2 separate regions of the Homo sapiens genome follow, and region 2 is linked to region 1. A link is a contact called in ENCODE Hi-C data. All regions are on one chromosome and are shown on one strand. The core of a region is the stretch at or near the end of the contact, and the rest is flanking DNA. Distances in the headings are between cores, read along the strand shown. Region 1 overlaps PRKCE (protein kinase C epsilon). Region 2 holds the start of BCYRN1 (brain cytoplasmic RNA 1).

Region 1 (7,055 bases), core at 2,297-4,796:
CCTTTTCATTCTGCACTTTGTTGGAACAGTGCTGCCTTCTCCAATCTCAGGTTCACTGGCACCATGGGCCTCTCTGGGGCCCTTTTCCACCTGTTTTATTTTCCCATTGACACATGGAGTCAGTGGCCCCTGGAGGCAGAGACACCCAATACCCTTTGATTGCAGTTTCCTTCTCTAGAGAAGATCCAGTTCTCACCTGCCCCCGTCCCATCCCCCACACTCATGTCTCAGCACAGCTGCTCTGAAGTCATCGGGCACCAAGGGGCAACTTCACAGGAAAGCCAGACCTCCTGACGGAGCCTGCAGTTGGGCCTGCGGGGGCCTGTGGAAGCGGAAGCCCTGCTTTTTCTCATCCCCATCTGGGGTGAATGCTCTGCACCTGCTGTCCTCCAGGACAGGGGACGAGGCACAGGGAGGAAGGTGTACTCCACGAAGACCTGGCCTGGAGATTCCTAAAGAATCTTCTTCCTCGCTCCTGCCTCTCTCTGACACACATCTTAATAACTGCTCTGATCTGCGGCTGTTTTCAGGGGCCAAGGGGACAGGGTGTCCCCTCCTCTCCAGTAAGTAGTAAACAGGAGTGGTGGCCTGAAGAGATCACAGGCTAGGATTTGGAGGAGCTGTCCTGGTTTGGGTACTGCCTAGCTGGGAGGTTGCAAGCAGGTCACCCTGGCTTAGTGCCCTTGGCTTTTAACCCCAACTGCCCTCTTCCCTTCTGAGGACAGTAATAAAAAATAAAAATGGAGTGATCTTAGCCACATACCTTGGGGTGGCTGTGCAGAGCCATAAAGATGAAAGAAAGGCCTGCCTGTCTCCCTCCTTCCTTCCTTTCCTTGTTTAAAAAAAAAAAAAAGTATTTTGGATACTTAAAAACACTAAAAACATGCAGAATAATTTTTAATTTTCAACATTTCTGAAAATGTCAGTCCTTTACTATTTTTAACAGCTAGGTCCCTTGTCGTAACTTCAACTTTTATTTTTAGAATTATAAAGAGCACAATACATAAATACATTCTCACTGTTCTTACTGTCAAAGATCCAAGCAAGACTGAAGTTAGATATATATTAAAAATATTAAAGGCTTTCTTTATATTCTCTTTCCACTTTCATCCTCAGACTTCTAAAAATGTGCTATGGGTCCTCTTACTTCTAAAAATGTCCTCTTTTTGTGTGCCTTTGCTGCACGGATACTCACACACACTGCGTTAGAGTCTATTGCTACATAACAAATGACCCCAGGACATAGTGGTGTAAAACAACCAATACTTATTTTCTCAGAGTTTCCGCTGGTCAGAAATCTGGATGGAGCTTAGCTGGGTGCATCTGACTCTCATGAGGTTTCAGTCAAGCTGAGAGCTGGGGCTGTTGTCTCATCTGAAAACTCAACTGGAAGAGGATCCACTTCCAAGCTCGCCCACATGGCCACTGACCAGAAACATCAGTTCTCTGCCGTATGGGCCTCTCCACACAGTGACTGGCTTCCTTCAATGCAAACAAGAAAGTGAGAAAAGATGCCCCAGACACGAGGCAATGGGACATCTTATCGCTTTTGATGTTTTCTGTTCATTAGAAGAGAATCACTACGTCCAGTCCTCTCCAAGGGAGGGAGTTACATAAAAGCATGAACACTATGAGGCAGGGGCAATCAGGAGGCAGCTTAGGGGCTGCCTGGCACACCTGCACCTCCCCATCCACATCCCCTTCGCCTCCTCACAAATGCAATCGTCTTGTCTATGGGGTCTACCCTGACCACTGGGTAGCTCTCAAGCTCTTGTCTCTCGTCTCTTACTTCCTCTGCTTTTTTTTCTAACATAGCACTTATCATCTTCTAATATTCTAAATTACTTTCTTTTTTTTTTTTTTGAGATGGAGTCTCGCTCTGTTGCCCAGGCTGGAGTGCAGTGACATGATCTCGGCTCTCAGCTCACTGCAACTTTCACCTCCCAGGTTCAAGCAATTCTCCTGCCTCAGCCTCTGGAGTAGCTGGGACTATAGGTGCATGCCACCACACTAGGCTAATTTTTGTATTTTTAATAGAGACAGGGTTTCACCATGTTGGCCAGGCTGGTCTCAAACTCCTGACCTCAAGTGATCCGTCCTCCTCAGCCTCCCAAAGTGCTGGGATTACAGGTGTGAGCCACTGCACCCAGTCTAAATTACTTGTATAATGTTAGTTTCTTTCTTTCTTCCTTTCTTTCTTTCTTCTTTTTTTTTTTTGACAGAGTCTCACTTTGTCACCCAGGCTGGAGTGCAGCGGTGCAATCTCAGCTCACTGCAACCTCTGCCTCCTGGGTTCAAGTGATCTTCCTGCCTCAGCCTCCCAAGTAGCTGGGATTACAGGCACCTGCCACCACGCCCGGCAAATTTTTACATTTTTAGTAGAGATGGGGTTTCATCATGTTGGCCAGGGTGGTCTTTAGCTCCCAACCTCAAGTGATCCACCTACCTCAGCCTCCCAACGTGCTGGGATTACAGGCATGAGCCACCACGCCAGACCTTATAATGTTAATTTCTGTCTCTCCCAATCCAAATACAAGGTCCATGAGGACAGAGATTTTTTTTTGTCTGTTTTATTCTCTGTTTACCCAGCATCTAGAACAGTGCCTGCACACTGACATCCAATAAATATTTGTTAATTCAATCCTCCGTGCATAGTTATATAATTTGCTTTTCTACAGTATGTCTTGGAGTATTTCCAAGGCAGTGTACAGACATCTACTTTACTTACTAGAAAGAGTCCACATTGTGGATGTTCCGTAGATTGTTTAAAATGTTGCCCTCTTGATGGATGTTTACTGGTTTGTGTGTTGTCGCCATTTTAATTTATGCTGTCACAGACATCCTCATACATACCTTTTCATGCATATGTGTGAATAATTATGAAAGAAAGGCCCACAGAAATCAAACAATCACTTTAAACCCTTGTCTTTTTGTGGTTGAATTATACAAGGAGGGAATTACATAAGGGCACTTTTACTTGTTTGCTTTAAAGTCAAGCCATGTTAATGGACTGCTTTACCTTCCTTTTCATTGACGTTTAATTTGTGTGGCTTGCATGGTGAGCTTGGGATTCTAGTTCCCTGTTATCTATTGGGTCTGGTCTGAGAGGTGTCATTTATGCCACTGTAGTACTACTACTTTCCGTAGAGTTAGAATAACTGAAAAGCATGTTGTCCTGATTTGTGCAAGGCGTCGTGGTGAACCTGGAGATAAAACATTACTTTAGTTCTCTAGAAACTTGCACTGTGCTTGGTCATTGAACATAATAAGTGAAATCATAGGCGATAATTCAGGCATTGAGTCAGAAATAAGTGTGAGCAATTTACAGGCAAGAGAGGGCCTGGAAAGGGGTGTAGGGAGAAAGAATGCCACAGGAGTGCTTTGGTTGACTCAGAATCCTTTGCAGTAACATCCACAATGCCTGGGGACCATGAGAATGTCCCCTGTACACGTGGCAGATTGGCTGAAAATTCAGTCTGAGCTTTGATCTGAGGAATGCTGGGTAGCAGACAAGCGGCCGATCGTGGTCCCCGGAAAGCTCTGAGTCACGGTTCTGGTGTGATCAGGACTCCAAAATCTCTTTCTGGTGATGACATTTGGCCCAGCATGACCCCAGGGGGGCATCCCTCTTACCTCCTTTCTCCTCATTCTGCGTGAACGACTTTGCGGTCGTTCACTCTCACACCCCTGCCAACTTCCATTGCACAAGCACACAATTTCCCATTTGCAAATATTTGCTCTCTGTCTCTGAGCTTGGCATGACTGGAACCTGTTATGAAATCAAACCATTGCCCTGGCTCACCCTCAAGGGCCAAATTACCCCAACATAAAGAAATTCCTGCAGCATACATGGGCCTGGGCCCCTCCTTAGGAGTGGCTCTGTCACCATTCCCAGAAGGTTGTCTGCTTGCTTTGGAGGAATTCCCAGGAGCCTGGCCTGCCTTTTGCTTCAATCTCAGCTATAAAAAGGGTGGAAACATGGAAACCAAGTCTCTCCAAATGACGGTAGGATGTGTGATAGAAGGTGAAAGTCAGAGTGCCTGAACCCCAGTGTGTCCCCAGACAACACTGCTGCTGCTGCACCACCCAGCACATAGTAGGTCCTCAACAAATGTGTGGTGAATAGCTGGGTAGTAGTAGAAGAGCGCTTCTCTTTTTGTAAGAGCCCCTGGCAAAGCAGATCTATTTCTTCCCGGTACAACTTTATCCAAATGAAACCAGTGAAAGTGAGCACTGAGAGGCATTCTGGAAAGAGAAGCCTTAAAGGGCAGCCTAGGGCTGGGAGTGGATTGGCAGCAGGGGCTCACGGCCTTTGGCCTTGGTGCTCCCCAGTAGTGTTGTGAGGGGTGGGGGTGGGTGGTTCATTTGGCCACATTAATGCAAATGCATCTCAGGTTTCTTTTGGTTCCAACAGGGACGCCCACTGTCCTTTGCTGGTCTGTGGCCTCCCAGTGACACCTGCAGCCTCCAGGAGCCCATCTTGCTCCCGTTATGGCTGCCCAGAGTAACTGGAGCTCCCCTTCCTCACCACTTTGCCCTGGCATTTCCAGACTTTTCAAAGCACTTTCAAAGTCACTATCTCACATCGTGCATGCTAACTGATGTGTGATTGAGATTTTTTTTACATATTAAGATGAGTACATAACTCAGGGGAAATAGCAGACTTTTTAAAAATAAAAGGCAAAGTCCTCAAAACCAAAACCAAAAAAAGATACCCCCTTTGCCGACCTGCCAGCCCAAGTTGTTTTGTCAGGACAGACAGGTCTGGCATTTCAACACCAGAGGGAGCTAGTGGTCAAGTTATGTAGACAAGTTAGTTGCCCTTCTCAAGAAATTCTCAACTTGGCTCTTTTATTCTCTTTTCCGTCACTTCACAGAGAGGCAGAAGACAGCTTTCATGGGTTTGGTGGGTGGAGCAGGTGTGGTGAATGAGCATCAAAGGGCAGCTGATGCAATGAGGCAGGGTAGTGGGGACAGAATTCTGGGCACAGTGCTGTTGCCTGGTCTCTGATCAGCCCGCGGATCAGAGTTATTAGTGATAACTCCATTAGTCAAGTCGGTGCCATGGCCTGGCTGCGCTGGAGTTTTCTTGTTTGTTTTTGTCCTGAGAAAGCCACCCTGCCACCACCTCACCCCACCCCCACCTTTAGCCCAATGGGCATCTTGGGTTCAGTAGCTCAGTTGAACTGTCCAGGCTGGTCTGGGGGGGCTCTCTCCAGACAGGTGACCAGGTTATGTAGAGCATTACGGAGATCTGGCTGCTTATCCTGCCTGGCTTCACTCCAGGAACAGTTTTGGTTTTTAAACATTTTTAGTAGACTTTACTTTTTAGAGTAGTTTTAGGTTCACAACAAAATAGGTCAAAGGTATAAAGATTTTCCACAAACCTTCTGCCTCCACACATGCACGGCCTCCCTCACCATCAGCATTCTGCAACGGAGTGGTATATTTGTTAACGGTCAGTGAACCTTCATTGACACATCATCATCAAAGTCCATAGTTTACATTAGGGCTCACTCTTGGTGGTGTACATTTCCATGATTTTGGACAAATGTATAATGACATGAATCTACCATTATAGTATCTTACAGAATAGTTTTACTGCACTAAAAATCCTCTGTGTTCTGCTTCTTCATCCCTCCCTCTCTCCTAACCCCTGGTAACCACTAAACTTTTTACCATTTTCATAGTTTTACCTTTTCCAGAATGTCCTATAGTTGGAATGATACAGGGGATAGCCTTTTGAGATTGGCACCTTTCACTTAGCAATATGCATTTAATGTTCTGCTATGTCTTTTCACAGTTGCTAACTCACTTCTTTTTAAGGCTGGATAATATTTCAGTGTCTGGATATACCATAGTTTATCCGTTCACCTACTAAAGGACATTTTGCTTGCTTTCAAGTTTTGGCAATTATGAATACAACTGCTATAAACATCCATGTGCGGGTTTTTATATGAACATAACTCTTCACCTCATTTGGGTAAATATCAGTAGTGTAATTGCTGGATCTTATGGTAATGGTATATTTAGTTTTGTAAGAAACTGCCAAACTGTCTCTCAAAGTGGCTGGACCACTATGCATTCCTACCAGCAATGAATAAAAAGTTCCTGTTGCTTCATATCCTGAATGGCATTGGGTGTTATCAGTTACCTCCTTGTATTTTGGCCATTTTAATAGGTGTGTAGTGGTATCTCATTGTTTTAATTTGTAATTTCCTAATGACACATGAAGTGGAGCATCTTCTCCTATGCTTATTTACCATCTGAATATCTTCTTTGGCGAGGTGTATGCTCAAGTCTTTTGCCCATTGGGTTATTCATTTTGTTATTGTTAAGTTTAAGAGTTTGTTGCCTATATTGGATAATATAGGCATATATTATCATATATGTCTTTTGTAAATACTTTCTCCCAGTCTGTTACTTGTCTTTTTATTCTATTGGCAGTGTGTGGTTTGGTTTTGTTTGTTTTTTGTTTGTTTGTTTGTTTGTTTTAGTTTGGGGAGGTGGGGGACAGAGCAAAAGTTTTTTATTTTAATGAAGTTCAGCTTATCAGCTCTTTTTTTCATGGATCATGTCCATGCATCATGGTGTTGCATCAAGAAAGTTATCTGTGTAGCCAAGGTTACCTATATTTTCTTCTATATTATCTTCAAGGAGTTTCATAGTTTTGCCTTTTACATTTAGGTCTACAGTCCATTTTGGATTCATTTTTGTGAAGATCGTAAGGTTTGTGTCTAGATTCACTGTTTTGCATGTCTAGTTTTTCTAGCACCATTTGTTGAAAACTGTCTTTGCTCCATTTTATTGCCTTTGCTTCTTTGTCAAAGATCAGTTGGCTGTATTTGTGCGGGTCTGCTCTGGGCTGTCTGTTCTGTTCCATTGATCTATTTGTCTGTTCCATTGATGTTTTGCCAATTCCACATTGTCTTGATTACTTCAGCTTTATAGTAAGTCTTGAAATTGGGTAGTGTCAGTCTTCTGACTTCGTTCTTTTTCTTCAATATTGTGTTAGCCTTTTGCTTGGGTCTTTTGCCTGGGTCTTTTGCCTCTCC
Region 2 (7,055 bases), core at 2,417-4,916, 1.3 Mb after region 1:
TAATGCTAGTGATGGGGAGTGGCTGTAAATACAGATGAAGCTTGATTTGCTTGCCTGCCACTCACCTCCTGCTGTGCGGCCTGGCTCCTAATAGGCCAGTACTGGTCTGTGGCCCAAGGGTTGGGGACCCCTGCCCTAGAAGAGTTCTTCATCTGTACTCATGAAAAGTTGATAAGTCACCTAAATCACCTTTAATAAGAGCCCAGTAAGTTGAGATGTCACAAAAACAGAGCCAGAAAAAGAATCTATACCATCTGCTACAGCCAGGACCAGCTACCTAATTTACAAGTCTCAGCACAAAATGAAAATGTGGGGCCTCAGCCAGATGTGGTGGCTCATGCCTGTTATCCCAGCACTTTAGGAGACCAAGGTGGGAAGATTGCTCGGGCCCAAGAGGTTGAGGCTGCAGTGAGCCGTGATTGCGCCACTGTACTCCAGCCTGGGCAATAAAGCAAGACCCTGAAAAAAAAAAAGAAGAAAAGAAAAGATGGGTAGGGAAAAAAGTGCCATTAGAGGCACTAAACTACAAACTTTTCCTTTCTTCTGTGGTCTCTGTCTTGCCCTCTCTTGGTGTTTCTTATTTACTGTTTGATGCTATGCTTCCTTGGGCACAGGGATACTTACAGGGTGAGTGCAGACCCTCACAGGCACAGGGAGGGTGAGGAGTAGGAGGTGGGCTGCCCGTGACTGCATATCCATGCACAGTTCACCAGCTCCAGGAGTCTTCCTCTGGCTAGACCACCAGACTGACATGCCATATCTGCCCAGGGGCAAGGATGAGGTGAGGCCGTCAATCTTCCCTTCCCACAGGCCTGCTGCCCCAACCCATGGCTGCTGGGAGACCTCCAGGGGATTAAATCTCCATTCCAAAGCAGTCTCAGCACCTGGCTAGGGGATGGCTGAGAGGCCAGTCCTGCTGCTGCTCATCAAAGGCACCATGGCGCTGCCAGCCCAGGGCAAGGATGGCTGCCACCCTGCCTCTCCCCAAAATGCCATAGGGCACACCAGCTCAACCCCAATTCTCCCTGTGCCCACAGCTAGGCCCTTACAGCAGGCAGAGGTCAGCAAGGAAGGGGAAGTCAGGTGGGGCCTGGGGAACCAGGAAGCGGGGAACAGGCAGCTGAGAATTGTTCCAGGGAAGCAGGGAGAGGCAGACCACGCATGGGCCAAGACTCCAAGCCCTCAGTGCATGCTGCATTGTCCCATTGGACTTCACTTGCAAAGTGTAAATGCAACGAAAAAATTATTAAGAATTTCAAGACAAGGTGGGTGCAGTGGCACTTACCTGTAGTCCCAGCTACTCAGGAGGCTGAGGCGGGGGAATCACTTGAGCCCAGGAATTTGAGTCCAGCCTGGGAAGCATAGCGAGACCTCCCACCTCAAAAAAACAGAAAAGAATTCTAAGACAGTGTCATAGAACATTAGCCCCCCAGTGCAGGACCCTTTTGAACAGAGCTCTTCTGAGCACGAGGCCCTGTCTATGCCTGATGCACACCCACGAAACCGACCTTGGCTCCAGCTTTCAATGCGAACTTCTTACAGTTTAGGTCCTCTGCGAAGTCACTTGCTTCCAGTAGCTCCTATCAGAGCTGAGCTGAGGCCTTAGACTGGGGTTAAAAGAGAGGTGAAGTTTCCCGCTGCAGCACTAAACACATCACTGAAGGCCTACGGAGTAATCCTTGAGCATCCCCTGACTCAGAGCACTGCCACCGCATCAGCTTCTTCCAGATGCCAAGAAGCACCTCTGGGTCTTGGGGTTCCGGCTTGTTTGTGTCACAAGTAATAACTTGTATTTTATTTGCTTTTAAAAACTGGATATGCTCCCACTTCTCAGCCTCTACAATGAGACCTGTGTTTCGTGTTTTTCAGTGTGCCTTTGAGAAAGGCCCATAAACCTATAAACACCCTTTTTCTCCCCAAGGTGAGGTTTGACCCTAGTACTTACTACCACTGTTTACTGGAGAGTCATGTTGAGAACATCTCCTTTAGGCTCTATTTCTCATCCTAAGGGATATATCCAGCCTTCATTATGGAAGGTTTTGAAGGCCTCAAATAAAATCAAAGTAGAATTTGAATAAAACATCTTGGCTGGGCACGGTGGCTCGCATCTGTAATCCCAGCACTTTGGGAGGCTGAGGTGGGCGGGTCACAAGGTCAGGAGATCAAGAACATCCTGGCTAACACGGTGAAACCCCCATCTCTGCTAAAAATACAAAAATCAGCTGGGCGTGGTGGCGCGTGCCTGTAGTCCCAGCTACTCGGGAGGCTGAGGCAGGAGAATCGCTTGAACCAGGGAGTCGGAGGTTGCAGTGAACCGAGATCACACCACTGCACTCCAGCCTGGCGACAGAGAGACTCTGTCTCAAATAAATAAATAAAACATCTTAAAGAAATAGAAAATACTAGTAGAGTATTCACTCTGATTTCAGAATCAATTTGTGGAAATTCAGTTTCACAAGAATGAAAAAAGCCCCCTAAGCAAGGTAGCTTTTTTTTTTTTTTTTAAAGATGGGGTCTCACTATGTTTTCCAGACTGATCTCAAACTCCTGGGCTCAAGCAATCCTCCTCCCTCAGCCTCCTGAGTGGCTGGGACTACAGGTACACATCACCACCACCCTGCTAGGATATGGTAGCTTTTTAACCAAAACACACCACCATGCAATGGAGAGCATGTAACTTGTTATTTGGTCATACAAATACATCAGAATAAATTCCACCTCTCTTGTGGAGCCCTTTTTCCTACATCTGCACAGAAACTGGCACTAGCAGGACTGCAACCGAGGCAGACTCGAGAATTAGCAGACTCTGGCTCAGGCAGGACAATAGAGCAGCGGGAAATTTCTTTCAAGGGCTTTTGTTGCTGTTGTTGAGATGGAATCTTGCTGTGTCACCCAGGCTGGAGTGCAGTGGTGCTGTCTCGGCTCACTGCAATCTCCGCCTCCCAGGTTTAAACGATTCTCCTGCCTCAGCCTCTCAAGTAGCTGCGATTACAGGCATGTGCCACCATGCCCAGCTAATTTTTGCATTTTTGGTAGAGATGGGGTTTCACTATGTTGCTCAGGGAGGTCTCGAAACTCCTGACCTCAGGTGATCCGCCCACCTCGGCCTCCCAAAGTGTTGAGATTACAGGCATGAGCCACTGCGCCCGGCTTGAGACCTTGAGGGGCTTTTTAACCAAGAGATGGTGTAGGGACAGAAGCCAGCAAGAAGAACATGGTGGACTCTCTGTGAGGCCCCAAACCCCAAATCATGAGCCTCCGCCCCCTGAAAGTATTCCAGGATCTCTGAGGGAGGTTTTGGGAGGGGGCCAAGGTCCTGCAATTGGGTGGGTGGGGCTCCAAGCCATTGTTCTTTGCACATTCATGCCAATGTGACCTAATTGGCTAAGCACAGGCTGGAGAAGCTAGATAAACCTATTTAAATTCAGAGCCAAAAGACACTCAAGGATGTTTTCTGAGGGGGTGTGAGGGTTGGAAAATCATCCTATATTTGATTTATCTCCCACCTCATGTCCTGAGTCAATTCCTTAGTCTTAGATGAGGGAGACGACTTGGGAGTCATCCTTGTTTTTGATGAGCTATATAACCCTATGGCCAGCAGAGGGAAGTACTGCATTTCAGAGCGACAATTTGAGATCTATGAAAGAATTTCAATCGAGAATAAGAGGCCGGGCGCGGTGGCTCACGCCTGTAATCCCAGCTCTCAGGGAGGCTAAGAGGCGGGAGGATAGCTTGAGCCCAGGAGTTCGAGACCTGCCTGGGCAATATAGCGAGACCCCGTTCTCCAGAAAAAGGAAAAAAAAAAACAAAAGACAAAAAAAAAATAAGCGTAACTTCCCTCAAAGCAACAACCCCCCCCCCCCTTTTCATATTCTTGCCTGGAAGAAAGGCCTTGCTTTCCTCAGCTTCTTAAAGCTGGGAGAAGTTAAAGCCATTCTGAAATGCTGCTGCTACTGCTATATGTGGGGGAGAAAGCAAATTTTCTTTTTACTTTTTTAATCAGTATTTATTTTAAGTTCGAGGGTACATGTGCAGGATGTGCAGGTTTGTTACATAGGTAAACGTGTGCCATGGTGGTTTGCTGCACAGGTCAACCCATCACCTAGGTATTAAACCCAGCATCCATTAGCTATTCTTCCTGATGCTGTCCCTCCTCCCACCCCACCAACAGGACCCCAAATTTTCTTTCTTTTTTTTTTTTTTTTTTTTTTGAGATGGAGTCTAGCTCTGTCACCCAGTCTGGAATGTAATAGCTCAATCTCGGCTCACTGTAACCTCCATCTCCCAGGTTCAAGTGATTCTCCTGCCTCAGCCTTCCAAGTAACTGGGATTACAGGCATGCACTACCATGCCTGGCTAATTTTTGTATTTTTAGTAGAGACGGGGTTTCACCATGTTGGCCAGGCTGGTCTCAAACTCCTGACCTCAAATGATCCGCCTGCCTCAGCCTCCCAAAGTACTGGGATTACAGCTGTGAGCCACCGTGCCCAGCCTCCAAATTTTCTTATTTCCATGGCCTTGAGCAAAATTATACCATCCTAGACAAACACACACACACACACACACACACACCATTCTCCCCCTCTTGCTGTCTTTCTCAGATATGAGTCTCTCCTCCAATGGCCATTTTAAGCTTGCTCTTTTGCTCTGTAATACAAGGCCTGTTCCCTGTTAAAAGGAATGTCAGGCATCTGTGAGCAGGTAGGGAAAACATTGCAGGAGGCAAGTAAACTTCTCAGCATACCTGCCATCATTCATACCTTGAAGGCAGGTCAAGCCTGTAGCGTCTGAGTCTTCCATCCCTGAAGCACCAGCAGCTCTGACTAGAGGTCCTGTCTCCCAGCTGTGGCCCCAGCTCTCCCTGATGGTGACAGTTGCGACTTCCAAACTTGCTCCTCCCCATATCTGTAACTGAGCCCAGCGTACATTTGCCTCATGGGTGCCATTGGACTTCCTTTGTGAGCCATGTTTTCTTTCACCTTGTCCCAATCCACAGTTAACCAAATCTTGGCCCAAATTATGTGCTGGCTGGTGTTGGGCAGCTGTGAGACCCCTCCTTGCCCCATCTCTGTCTTCTAGGCTCTTCTGAGAACCAGTGTCCTTTGAGATCTCAGATGGGATTTAGAGGAGGGTTTCCACCCAGACCACTTTCCACAAATTTCACTTCTGCATTTCATCTGGTAGGGTGTGGTTTTCAACTAGAAGCCCAAATGAGGAAGAAAAAAATTCATTCACCATTCAGGACAGGGTGTTCACATTTGAACCAGGCAGAAATAGCTGAAAGAAACTGAATTCTAAAGGGACTCTCAGCTTTTGGGGGAGACATATTTGAGTGCAGGAGGCTAGACCACCCACTGGCTGGCTCTTTGCTCCTCACTGAGGCCAGCCTTGACTCTAAACAGATAACACAGGGCCAAAACACACCCAGCCAGCTTTGATAAGCAACCGTCTCTGCCAAACAGTTTCTTTCACAGGGCCCAGATGATCTCATCACAGAGGCTGCATTCTCTGGTATCTGTTCCAAGCACAGACTCACTTCTCATTACCTTTGCAAATAATAGTCAATCTATCCTGAGAAGCTCCTTTATATCCCATACTGGGCTAAGGTCTGAAGAGGGTACAGTTAAAGAACCCATGATCTCAGACTGGGCATGGCAGCTCATGCCTATAATCCCAGCACTTTTGGGAGGCCAAGGCAGGAGGACCGCTTTAGCCCAGGAGTCCAAGACCAGCCTGGGCAACATAGTGAGAACTCTTGAGACCTTGTCTCTACAAAAAATAAACAAAATTAGCCATGCATGGTGGCTTGCACCTGCCTGTAGGAAGCTGAAGCAGGTGAGCCTGGGACGCAAAGGTTGCAGTGAGCCAAAATCGCACCACTGCACTCCAGCCTGCGCGACAGAGACTGTCTCACAAAAAAGAAAAGAAAAGAAAAAAAAAAAAGGACCCATGATTCCTCATGAAGCTTGCCTCTGGATCTAATTCATGGTTCTCTATTTCCACAAGCTTTGTGGAGCAAGGGGCTCATGACACTTCATCTTTATGGTACAGATAACTCACCGAAACTGGATTCCTTTAGCTACTGGTCCCACACCACTCCCTCCAGGAGCCACCTTCCCTCTCCATGTTTTTCTCATGAATTTTGAACCGGCCATTTCTATTTTATTTTATTTTACATTTATTTATTTATTTATGGAGACAGAGTTTCACTCTTGTCACCCAGGCTGGAGTGCAGTGATGCTATCTTGGCTCACTCCAACCTCCACCTCCCAGGTTCAAGTGGTTCTCCTGCCTCAGCCTCCCAAGTAGCTGGGAGTACAGGCACGTGCCACCACACTCGGCTAATTTTTGTATTTTTAGTAGAGACGGGATTTCTCCATGTTGGCCAGGCTGATCTCGAACTCCTGACCTCAGGTGATCCACCCGTCTCGGCCTCCTAAAGTGCTAGGATTACAGGTGTGAGCCACTGCGCCCAGCCAAAATAAAAATAGATTTTAAAAATGAAAATAAAAATAACATAATAAGATGAACACCACCTCGGTGATCTGTGGGATAGTATCAAGTGGTCTAACATAATTGGAGCCCCCCCAAAATGAGGGAAGGCTAAAAAAAAAAAGCCAAAATTTTTCTAAACTTGAAACTGTTTAAAGCAAAAAATAATAACAATGCCTTATGAGGTTTATAACATATGTAGAAATAAAATGAATAATCATAATAGCCCATCAGGGGGCTGAGGTGGGAGGATTGCCTGAGCCCAGGAGTTTAAGGCTGTGATGCACTATGATCATGCCTGTGAATGGCCTCTGCACTCCAGCCTGGACAACATAGTGAGACTCTGTCTCCAAAGAAAAAATGGAGGAAAAAAGAAAAAGAAAAAGAAAGAAAATAATGGCCCAAAGGATAGAAGAGAAGAAATGAGAATAGACTGTTATAAAGCTCTTCGATTTTGTGTGGAGGAGTATAATAACATTTGAAGGTATTCTGGGTTAAGCAGTTTATCCGAGGTGTCACATATGATGGAGCTAGGATCCAAATTAAGCTTTCCAGATTCAAAG

Evidence for each region. Hi-C counts contacts between places; a loop is a spot of excess contacts on that map. Pooled maps may share reads with other maps.
Region 2: a pooled map shows a loop between it and region 1 (3-fold over the local background). The contact joins the promoter of BCYRN1 here to the enhancer-like site in region 1. A Hi-C loop is called at or near these places in 1 of 168 maps with a recorded cell type or tissue (K562), 1 of 37 single-sample maps with no recorded cell type and 7 of 50 pooled maps.

The regions. Positions count from the first base shown.
Region 1 is chr2:45,988,810-45,995,864 of GRCh38, forward strand. All of the region lies in intron 6 of PRKCE (protein kinase C epsilon), which reads left to right. Among named protein-coding and RNA genes, the nearest start is that of EPAS1, 310 kb to the right of the region's middle. Within about 2 kb of position 3,547, at least 16 of the 41 ENCODE cell types and tissues checked have a DNase peak (open chromatin) inside an H3K27ac peak, as active enhancers do.
Region 2 is chr2:47,331,649-47,338,703 of GRCh38, forward strand. BCYRN1 (brain cytoplasmic RNA 1) reads left to right here and starts at 3,667. Exons shown (of 1, transcript NR_001568.1): 1 at 3,667-3,866. EPCAM-DT (EPCAM divergent transcript) reads right to left here. Exons shown (of 5, transcript NR_110208.1): 2 at 1,286-1,378; 3 at 625-760. RefSeq lists a silencer at 3,098-3,147 and enhancers at 5,025-5,114, 5,302-5,596.